Linked DNA regions of Homo sapiens: region 2 is linked to region 1. The links are chromatin contacts, found by Hi-C in ENCODE. All regions are on one chromosome and are shown on one strand. Each heading gives the region's core, a stretch centred on a gene start or an enhancer-like site at or near the end of the contact. The rest is flanking DNA. Distances are from core to core; before and after follow the strand shown.

What was found. Hi-C counts contacts between places; a loop is a spot of excess contacts on that map. Pooled maps may share reads with other maps.
Region 2: a pooled map shows a loop between it and region 1 (9-fold over the local background). The contact joins two enhancer-like sites. A Hi-C loop is called at or near these places in 8 of 37 single-sample maps with no recorded cell type and 5 of 50 pooled maps.

Annotation. Positions count from the first base shown.
Region 1 is chr6:134,867,482-134,873,371 of GRCh38, reverse strand. The region is part of intron 2 of LOC101928277 (a long non-coding RNA gene); the gene reads left to right. Among named protein-coding and RNA genes, the nearest start is that of ALDH8A1, 80 kb to the left of the region's middle. Within about 2 kb of position 2,216, at least 3 of the 41 ENCODE cell types and tissues checked have a DNase peak (open chromatin) inside an H3K27ac peak, as active enhancers do.
Region 2 is chr6:135,085,169-135,091,058 of GRCh38, reverse strand. No RefSeq gene overlaps it. Among named protein-coding and RNA genes, the nearest start is that of HBS1L, 33 kb to the right of the region's middle. RefSeq lists an enhancer at 2,277-2,326 and silencers at 4,679-4,738, 4,749-4,828. Within about 2 kb of position 3,503, at least 7 of the 41 ENCODE cell types and tissues checked have a DNase peak (open chromatin) inside an H3K27ac peak, as active enhancers do.

The sequences.
Region 1 (5,890 bases), core at 967-3,466:
AGTTGCAAGAGGTCTTGGGACCTGTAGTCTTTTTTTTTTTTTGAGATGGAGTCTCGCTCTGTCGCCCAGGCTGGAGTGCAGTGGCACAATCTCGGCTCACTGCAAGCTCCGCCTCCCAGGTTCACGCCATTCTCCTGCCTTAGCCTCCCAAGTAGCTGGGACTACAGGCGCCCGCCACCATGCCTTCCTAATTTTTTGTATTTTTAGTAGAGATGGGGTTTCACCATGTTAGCCACGATGGTCTCTATCTCCTGACCTCGTGATCTGCCTGCCTTGGCCTCCCAAAGTGCTGGGATTACAGGCATGAGCCACCACGCCCAGCCAGGATCTGTATTCTTTTTTTTTTTTGAGACGGAGTCTCGCTCTGTCGCCCAGGCTGGAGTGCAGTGGCGCGATCTCGGCTCACTGCAAGCTCCGCCTCCCGGGTTCACGCCATTCTCCTGCCTCAGCCTCCCGCGTAGCTGGGACTACAGGCGCCCGCCACCACGCCCGGCTAATTTTTTTGTGTTTTTTAGTAGAGACGGGGTTTCACTGTGTTAGCCAGGATGGTCTCGATCTCCTGACCTCGTGATCCGCCCGCCTCGGCCTCCCAAAGTGCTGGGATTACAGGCGTGAGCCACAGCGCCCGGCCGGGATCTGTAATCTTAATGCAAGAGAAGGCCATGGGACCTGAGGCACCCCTAGTCATGGGTCTAGCCAAGGTGCTACTGCTGCTTGGACTGCTGTTGCAGTCCAACCTAGTACTGGCACCATATGGTTTGAAACCGGGTATGGACAAAGTAGCTAATGGGCTGAACTCAGGGCAGTGTGAATGGTGATGACCAAGGTGGTGACACCTATGGTAATCTGCACCAATAGCTGGGCAGTTTATTGAGGCTTAACCTTGTGGTTAACTACCTGCAAGTTACAGAAGTAGCTAGTTAGTCACCATTCCATGTGGGGCCAAGCCATAGGGAAAGACCTGAAGGAGGAAGGATGACCTTCTCCAACCACGTGTGGGGACAAAAGGTAACCTGTTGTTGCCTGCCCCAATGCCCCTAAAGGTAGGAAAATAAAAACCTGGCTTAATGTATAAAGCAGCATTGGGGTAACGTCACCTTGGGGTGGTTGCCCGCCATAACCTGGAGTTGTTGCTCCCTGTAGTACTGCTGTGGCCTCTGGATCCAGGGTTCTGCCCTGCAGGCATGTCTCCCACTAGAACTCCCTTGGCCTACAGGGTGGAATGTAAGGCCTATATGTCAGACCTGTGTGTCCAAAGCCTATGTCTCGCTCAGCCTAGGGGGTGGAGTGTAAGGAAAATGGATTTGCTGCAGTCAAGAATAGGCCAAAGGCCGGGCACGGTGGCTCACGCCTGTAATCCCAGCACTTTGGGAGGCCGAGGCGGGTGGATCATGAGGTCAGGAGATCGAGACCATCCTGGCTAACAAGGTGAAACCCCGTCTCTACTAAAAATACAAAAAATTAGCCGGGCGCGGTGGCGGGCGCCTGTAGTCCCAGCTACTCGGGAGGCTGAGGCAGGAGAATGGCGTGAACCCGGGAAGCGGAGCTTGCAGTGAGCCGAGATTGCGCCACTGCAGTCCGCAGTCCGGCCTGGGCGACAGAGCGAGACTCCGTCTCAAAAAAAAAAAAAAAAAAAAAAAAAAGAATAGGCCAAGGTAGATATCCAGTCCAGCATGACTGAGCAAGTTTGGAGCACAGGAGCACAACTCCACACATTATGTAATCACACCATGTGAGGCGCATTAGGTGATCACCCACATGAGCTTGTGCTTGGCTCGGACCCACTATTGTCTGTACAAGGTATAATTACCCTACTGATGCTGTACATACAGCTTGCACCTGGGCTCACTCGTGCCCAGAGGGAGAGTAAAGCCATGTCGAAACTGTCTACGATTCCTCGAGTGTTTTTCCAGCTACCCACCACTCACCCACTGACTCCCCTCAGACCTCAGTTAGAACCTGACACTGACTAAGACACAGTCATAGCTCAGAGGATGTTTGATTTCTTATCCTGGACACTGAAAGCAGTTACATGGATTCTAGCATACTTTGGCATAATTTCTCCTCCTGCATACCTTATGGGGTGAGGATATAGAATATGTCCCCGTTGCTAATCTCTAAGTGAACTCTGTACCTTTAAATCTTCATGGACAAGCATCCTTGTGGTTTTCACCAGGTGCACTCAATCTAGAACAGGAAGGAGTGTGGATGAAGTTTCTTGTGTTAAGCAATAACAGATGTATGTATCCAGTGCTGTGCCGGTCAATGTTTAAAGCTCAGCTCTGGTGGAGGTGGGGTCTAGGAAGCCCTGATTTGTAGCGTTTGCCATTTTCTGTGGTGTAAATATTTTTACCATGCTGATTTTAAACCAAAAGTGTAACATCATTGAACATACTTTGGGAAGAGATGCTACCCAGCTCTTGCAAGCTGATGCGAACTGGTTCCAGCACCTCCCAGTTTACACCCAGTTACAGACAGATTGGGATAAACACATTTATGTTACAGTGGGAATTTCATAGGTTAAAACATTACAGTAAAGAAGTTTGACGGGAAAGTCATTGTGGGGGTATTATTAGTCAGCAGGTGACTATAAATAGGAAGCACAGGTGTGTTTGTGTTCTCAGTGGAGGGCCCTGCTGCTGTTCACTCACTCCGGGTTTCAGATGCAAAGTGAAGGCAGCCTGGTGATCCTAGAATCCTGATACATTGTCACAGCGTCTGAACTATTGGATATGTTGGCTTACTATTTGCAAATAAAGCTTCAGTTATAGCTTGAAGCTTATTTTATCCTTTCTCAAATTAGTTTTATGTCGAATTAGCAACATAAGGTGAGAATGAAAAAATTAACTAAAAATGACAGAACAACTAACGTGGTTTCTTGTTTTCCTTCTTTTCTTCTTTTTTTTTGTTTTTTGTTTTATGTTGTTTTTGAGACAGTCTTGCTCTGTCTTTCAGGCTGGAATGCAGTGGTCCAATCTCGGCTTACTGCAACCTCTGCCTCCCAGGTTCAAGTGATTCTCCTGCCTCAGCCTCCTGAGTACCTGGGATTACAGGCTTGTGCCACCACGCCCCACTAATTTTTTTTTTGAAACAGTATCTCACTCTATTGCCCAGGCTGGAGTGCAGTGGCACGATCATGGTTCACTGCAACCTCCACCTCCTGGGCTCAAACGATTCTCATGCCTCAGCCTCACGAGTAGCTGGTACTAGAGGCGTGTGCCACCATGCCCGGCTAATTTTTTGTATTTTTAGTTGAGACGGGTTTTCACCATGTTGCCCAGGCTAGTCTCGAACTCCTGAGCTCAGGCAGTCTGCCCACCTCGGCATTCCAAAGTGCTAGGGCTACAGGCGTGAGCCACCATGCCCGGCCATAATTTTTGCATTTTTAGTAGACACGGGGTTTCACCATGTTGGCCAGGCTGGTCTTGAGCTCCTCACCTCAAGTGATCCACCTGCCTCAGCCTCCCGAAGTGCTAGGATTACAGGCATGAGCCACACCCCCGGCCAACTAACATGGTTTCATTGAAGTTCTCTGAATATACTCCTGAAATTTGACCAAAATCATATAACCAAATCTTGGCATCTAGAACCCAGGAGCTGGCCCGTAATACTTGAAAGAACAAAGTTTGAAGAGAGAAATATATAGAGATAATAAACAGCAGCTATTAAAGTTGTGGTACTTATAAGCCCCTAATGTGGGCTTTGATGAAAATATTAATAGTTTCTAAAAGTGGTTAGAGAAATTATGGAATGAAAGAAGTATCATAAATAAGTTATCATGGAAAACTAGTTAAATTGCAAATTAGTACCCAACTTCTTAAAATGGAATAAGTGCCAATCAAGATCCCTTATATATCTTTATTTTTCATTTAAAATTTTAATTTTATTTTTAAAAATTTTTGAGGTAGGGTCTCACTCTGTTGCCCAGGCTGGAGTACAGTGGTGGGATCATAGCTCACTGCAGCCTTGACTTCCTGGGCTCAAGCGATCCTCCCGCCTCAGCCTCCCAGGTAGCTGGGACTACAGCTACTACAGCTACCTGGGAGGCTGGTGATGCGCAGCTAATATATATATTTTATTTTGTAGAGATGGGGGTCTTGCCATGTTGTGTAGGCTGTTCTGGAACTTCTGGCCTCAAATGACTATCTTCCCGCCTAGGCCTCTTGAAGGCTGGGATTGCAGGCATGAGACACCATTCCTGGCCTTAAAAATTTTTTTGAACAATTATAAATTTTTAAACAAAGAATTTCAAAACACAGACATTATGTAGAATAGCACACTATATATTTTATAATTTATGTTCCCCATTTATGTTGCTTTTTTCAAATTATGTAATATATTAATGTATATTAATATATACTGTATATATAATGTATAGTAATATATAATGTATTTATTAATGTGTATATATATTAATGTAATATATTCTCAATGTAACAATTCAAGCAATAGAGACATTTATAGAACAAAACGTCGACATTCGTCTTCATTAACCCCACCCCCACAGGTGGTGGTAATCTCTAAGTTGACAAGCATCATCTACTTATATGATAATGCACATATACACACACCTTTTTAAAGTTTTTTACATGGATGAGATGAAAGTCTATATAATTTGTTTTTTATAAAATATAATTTATTTTCCCTTCACAATATAACTTGCAGAGATTTCTATGTAAATATATATATCTCAATCCTTTTAATTGGCTGTATAGAATAGTTACACATTATTTAACATTTCCTCTATTGACAGTTATTTAGGTCATTTAAAAAAATCTTTATAATTAAAGATATGATACAATCTTTTTGTGGGGGATGGAGTCTCACTCTGTCACCCAGGCTGGAGTGCAGTGGCATGATCTCAGCTCACTGCGACCTCTGCCTCCTGGGTTCAAGCAATTCTCCTGCCTCAGCCTCCCAAGTAGCTGGGATTACAGGCATGCACCACCACGCCTGGCTGATTTTTTGTTTTTAGTAGAGTTGGGGTTTTGCCATGTTGGCCAGGCTGGTCTGGAACTCCTGACCCCAGGTGGTCCACCCACCTTGGCCTCCCAAAGTGCTGGGATTACAGGTGTGAGCCACCGCGCCTGGACCTACAATCTTTTAAAAACACATCTGTAAAGTCGAATTTTAGTATTGGACTTGTTGGGTTAATCCTAATACATTATATCTTTAAATGAAACTGTCTAAAGTCCAGTGGAGACCTGGATAGACCATTGAGAATCTATTCTATTTTAAAACTTGCATGCAAATTGAGTTTCTGCAACCTTCTATTGCATTAAATCCATCAGTAGAACTTAGTGGTGTACCAGCAGTGAGCTAGGAGCGGTCAGCCCTCTGTGCAGCAATACAGAGATGCGTTGTCTATAAAGGATTGAAAAACCATAAGAAAACTGACTGCAAGTCAACCACTTTTTATTATTACCATGAGCTAGCATTTCTAAAAAATGTCCATGATAAAATATTCCTTAAAGAAAATCTGTTGTTGGTTTAAGTTCCAAACAATTTTTATGGCCACTACTAAGTTTTAATAATATGTATGTTATCTCCAAATTTACATATATTTATTGCTTGTCATTTAATAAACATTGTGTCCTCCAAAAATTAGCCGGGCATGATGGCAGGTGCCTGTAATCGCACCTACTTGGGAGGCTGAGGCAGGAGAATTGCTTGAACCCGGGAGGTAGAGGTTGCAGTGAGCCGAGATCGTGGCATTGCATTCCAGCCTGGGGGACAAGAGTGAGACTTCATCTCAAAATCAACCAACCAACCAACCAAACCAACGAGTATTCTCGTTGGTAGTTAATTCAGAAAATTCTCAATTATCCAGTTGGCTCCCAACACATGTGAATTTAGCTATATGTGTTTGTTTCTAGCATAAGCTCATAAC
Region 2 (5,890 bases), core at 2,254-4,753, 220 kb before region 1:
ATGGGTCCACCTAGATAATCCAGGATAATCTTGCCATCTCCAGGTCCTTAACCTTAATTACATCTGCAAACTCACTTTTCCCATGTAAATTAACACATTTCCAGGTTCCAGGGATTGGGAATCGGTCACCTATTGAGGCCATTATTCTGCTCACCACAGTGTTAAAACAAAAATTCATCTTTTGAACAAAGACCACAGCAAAGCAACAATTGATAATCTATGGGTCCCCAAAAAGGAAGTTATCACAGAGTAGGTACAACTATGTTCAATGTTATTACTGAGATGTATGTGGAAGATTTTACCAAAAACCAACCAGTGCAACTAAAGTGAAGGGGATTTTGCCCAGTTCTCAGAATGGATATAAGATATTTCCAGTCCAAGAGGATTTACTGATAGAGACTTAGGATATGAGAGGGATAATGATTTTCTAGACTGCTTAAAATCTAAGCTACATAACTTCTCTCTATTTTAGTGTCTGAATTAGTTCAGCCTAGTTAAGTACTGATGTTTTTCAACTTGGCTTTGTTAGAACTAGAATCTGTCCTCTTTTTGCCCCTTGACCTCTTTCTATGATAAAAGTGAAAGAATAAGACAAGCGTTACAAGTCAGAGTATGTGTTATTCCTGAGCAAGAGTATGTTAGTGACAATTTCCAGTGTGGGTGGATTTGAGGTTCTGGAGGACGAATGAATATTTTCCAGTTTGCTTTTCTATCAACATCAAAGACTCTATCATCACATCTGCCCCACACTGCTTCAGTCTTGTGCCTATTATATAGTATGTTCTCGACCTTAAGATTTTTTACAGAGGTTTTGTTTCATATATCTAAGTTTGTAGTTAATTAAATGAAGACTTTGCTAGAGGCTTTAGTGTGTGTCAGCGCACGGAATTTAATCCTCAGAGTGCATCCAGGAGACACATATCCCATTACTGGGAGCTGGGCCTCATTTGTTCCTGGCAGTATCCCCCAGGCTAACACTCAGCTAGACTTAGCTTCATATGGTATTGGCCATATCCAACAACATCACATCCTCTTCATGTTAGCCCAAGATTTGCTAACATGGAGGCTCTGGGAAGCCCCAAACGCTTTGGTGGATGTTTTTAGGTTGGTGCAAAAGTAATTGCCTCCCAAGGCAAATGCTTTTAAGCAAACAAGTCATGTAGATAACAGGTTTTTGGTACTTTTATTTAGCAAAAATCAATAGTGTTAATTTTTAGTTATGTTTGCATGAAAGTTGTGAGAAAAGCTAATCATCTTTTATATCTAAATCCCCAGCCCCTTTGGATTTTATCAGCAGTTGTAATTGTCCAATAAATATTAGAACAAATACATGACTTAAAAATAAAATACCAGGCATGGCAAAAAACCTAAAGAGAAGTGACTGGCTAGATTTGGCATAAATAAATAAATATCATGAAGCAGAACTTGTTTATGCAAATTTCCAATTCCCCTTCCAGTGCCTCTGCTCCCATCCACTGGGGCCCACCAAGCCTATTTCTGCTGGTTTTTATTCTCACTTATAGTGAAGGTGTTGGCTGATAAAGGATTAAAGTGGCAGCTGTCCATGGAGAATATTCACTTTCACAGTGGCTTTAATGTCCTGATAAGATTTAGAAAAATCAAAGAATAGCACCCCTAATGGTAGAATCTCAGGAGTACACCCTAGGGCAAAAAAATTCCTATTTGAAGCCTTCAGGTCTTCATTTTGTGGTGACTTTTTAGGGTGATGTTTTTGCTACCCATTCAGGTCAAGACAATGGTTTAGAGAGTAAATGTTATCATTTCACTTATCAATAAGATTCTAAAATGAGAACCCATGTCCCCAGGTTATTTTTTCTCCAGAGTTCAAATGTGAAACCATGTTCCGTCAAACAGGATCTTAACTGTAATTTCAATCTTATGCAGATTAAAAAATTAACATTCCATTCCCAGTGATGTTGGCTTTTCCTGGTGAATCATTTGTATGTGACTTTATTTCATGGGGTCTCTAATTACATGCCTCCAGAAGACACAAGGTATCGTAGGCTGCTCTTGTGGCTACAGTTATGACAAATCATGGGAGTGATGCAATAGTTCAGAGTATCTGTGGGGTGTGAGGCAGTGTATGCTAGTGCTGCTTCAAATTGGCTCATGATTGCTGATTGTGTGCATTTCTTCCCAACTCAGGTCCAATAACTTCATACCGGTAGTCTGAAATTGGATATGGGGAGAGTATTTGCACCAAGGAATTTGGCAAACAATACCAGTCAGGGTTATTGATTGATTGACTGACTAATTTCAAGAGAGCTGGCTTACCAGTTCACCACTGGTGTGGGTAATCTATGTCTCCCAAAGAAAGAAATATGCACTTTATTCCTAATTAATATTTACTCATTTTATCCTAGCTGACCCTAAATCAGGTCAGCTGAACTGTTACCTCAGGAGCATGTAAGATTGCAGACAACATAAAGACCTGCATTTGTTGATAAATACATGAGTGCCTTCTAGGTGCTGTGGATATAGTACTGACTAAAGTCAGACACAGTACTTGCCCTCATGGTGCTTACAGCTTGCTGGAGGAGACAAATGTTAATAAAAGAATGCCATAAATACTGTAAAATTCAGCCATGGTTAAGAGCCGTGAAAGACAGAGATGTCATATTACCAGAGTGTGTAAAAGGAGGATCTGACTCAGGGAAGTAAGGGAAGGCTTTTGTAAGAAAGTGATGTTTGCCTGAGATTTAAAGGAACAGCAGGATTAAAATAGACAAAGCTAGCAGGTGCTTAGTACCTGACACACAGTAGGTGCTCATTAAAGATAAATGGTGGGTAAATTATGTTCCGCTCATGCACTGGAATCTCTGTTGAACTTTGATAGCAATTTCCTGGGAAACATGGGTTTCTTTCTATTAAAACACACCACTCCGGGATGACAGCTACGATCTCTTACAAACTGGTTTTCAGGGACCGTTAACACCTGCTCACTGGAAGAACTCCAGTTCTGTGTGAGATCATGTGATAGGAGACCCGTGGCCTTTAGCTACACATCAACCACACAAGTAGCTGTGGTTTGCAGAGTTAAAAAAAAAAGTTATTTTCCTTTTGAAGCCCAGAAACTGCCAGCCTCTGGAGTTGTTGTGACGCTGCCTTCATGTCTGGATGTTTGTTCCCTTGTGTACAGTGACTCATGTTCCATCTTGTCCCTTTGCCATATGGTTTACAGAGGTAATATTCCCTCAAGGAAACAAAAACACAACAACACAATCATCTCTAAGATAGTGGAACTTAGGTTTTGAATGCAATTGTACGTAGAATATGAGAACATTTTGCTTAGAGAAATCAAACATATCTGTAATATACAGTAAAGGTGCTTCTTTGGGGGTGGTGAGAGTGCAGGCGGATGTGGAAAGGAAGGCAGGACACAAGTGTGATTTGGTGAGAGCTGTTGGTGGATATGCCAACTGGGACCTATGGTGGGAGAACCTCGCTGCCTCAAGCACAAATGCACAAAGCTCACACTAGGGGGCTCAGGGTTCTAGGATTTATGGGTTGGGAAGGGGAAGGGGAAGGGTGTCTTCCACCATCTGGCACTCTGTGGTCCAGCTGTGTTAATCCAACCATTACTGTCCTCATGTTTAGCCCACAGCATCAACAGCTCTTTCTTTTTCATTGAATTTCATAAAGGGATATGAAAGTTTTTAATGTCAAAGTTTTGATTCCTATAACCATGTCATCCCCATAGAAGCCAAAGTCTTTCCACATAGTCATCATAAATACCCTGGCCTGGTACTTTACCTCTGTCCACATAATGAGCAGAAAGGGGTCCTCCTAATGTATATTGAATGTATAATATGTACCAAGTATTACAGTTCACCCATCATCCTGTAATCCTTCAGCAAAGCGATGAAGGAGGTGTCATCTCTATTTTATAAATAAAGAAACTGAATTGTAGTGATATTAAGTAGCTCCACTTACCCAGTAAGTGGAGAGCTTGGGGATTTGTGTCTACGTATATCTGCTTTCTTTCTACTATGCTGAAGTGTGTTTTTGTCTCTCTGGGTTTTTTGTTTGTTTGTGTTTTATTGTTTTTCTTTTCCTTTTTTTTCTTTCTTTTTTCTTTTTTTTTCTTTTTTTTTTTGCCATGGTCTAGTCATGGTGGATAAGAATTTGGAAAAAAAATTGTTTAGCTGCTTTTTTGAAACCTCGGACTAATTTTCCCTAGTTTCAACAATGAAGCAAACTCAGTAATAGTGAGTGATGGAGTTCAGAATAAACTTTCTTATCTTCTTCCAAATGTGACTGAAATTAAGTAAAAAGAGGTGCCATTGTTTTTAACACATCACTTAAATGTAAAGGATTCTGAGGGTCTGGAATGTTTAAGTGAAAGTTACCCGTGCTGAATTTCTACTGATGGAATCTTTTAAACAGAGCTGCTAAAAATGACTTATGGTGATTATCGTTGAGACTTCAAAATCCCGAGTGTATAACCACAACAGTAGTCACAGACACAAGGTGTGTAATATAGAAACACAAAGTTCAGAGGCTTTACCAAATTCATAATAAATTTAGAACCCAGTCAATCTAGAGGAAATTAGTATATAAACAAAAATAGAAAACACGTAAGAGAACAACGTTGTATGAAAGCAAAGTGAAAGCTGTTGAATTTGTCTTTCTATGGTATGCTTAAATACACAGAAACACTTTAATGCATCTGCCCAGATTAGTTGATCTTGATCTGTTCATCCCTAAAGTCAATCTGTGGCAGCACATCAGTCTCTCTGTCAGCAGCCATGGGTAACTTTGGCAAGAGGTGTGCTGGGGATGTCAAGTGGCCATTCCAGACACCCTTGCCAAGGGGCTTTCCTGCTGGCCTCAAGGAAAGATACAGTACATTTCCTGGAATTGATTAGAAATCCCTAGGCTGAGGCCAGGAGCTTAATTTTTAAAATATTCCAGACATCGCAATAAACACAAACCTACTGTTGTTGCTTTTTTCCCCCAATATTTGACTGCAGATTTGGTTGGTGCATGTCTTGTTATGTAGATCATCTACCTAAAAAATTCTTCTAAGAGCTTACCTTCACAGGCAATTTGACTTAATTTTTACAGTAATTTTAAAGCCTAACTTGTCTAGTTGAGAGGGAGGGGGAGTTCCAGGCTTGACTCAGATATGTACCAATGTTGCTATTTTAATAAATGAGCTGTAATCACTATCCTCTGCCTGTTATTTACCCTGGATAGTCTTTGCTTTGATAACCCAAAGTCAATCACATAAACTCTTTTTCTTTCTTAGGATTTTCTTGGTGAATTATTTCCAATATATACAATTTTTAGGAAAAAAGTGCCTTTAAGGCACCCTGCATACATGATTTCATTCTCAACAAGGTTGGGTAAAGCCAAAGTTAAATTTCAGAATCTAACTATGTATCTGTCAATCTATATTTATTTATTTTTGTTATTCTTCACTAAATTATGGTTTCCTATCTGTGACTAATACTGTAAATGCTACTTCTAATTTGATTGTTTTTATGGCTGTGATATCATACACAAAATATATTGACTTTTAGTAAATATTTGAGACTATTATTTATGGATAAGGGTTGAGTTGTAAATAAAACCTATAATGCAGGTTAAACAACATTAAGGAAATGTTCATTTTAAATCTTTATACTTATTGAAATTATTTGGTTATACTAATCAAATGTATGAAAACACTCAATATAATTATTATTGTAGATTTCCTTCACAGCAGAAACAAGCTATTACTTTTGGTGATTAGACTGAAGGATTACTTTGAGAGACTGAGGCGGGAGGATTGCTTGAGGCCAGGAGTTTGAGACCAGCTGGCCAACATGGTGAAACCTTGTTTCTACCAAAAATACAAAAATTACCTGGGTGTGGTGCCTCATGC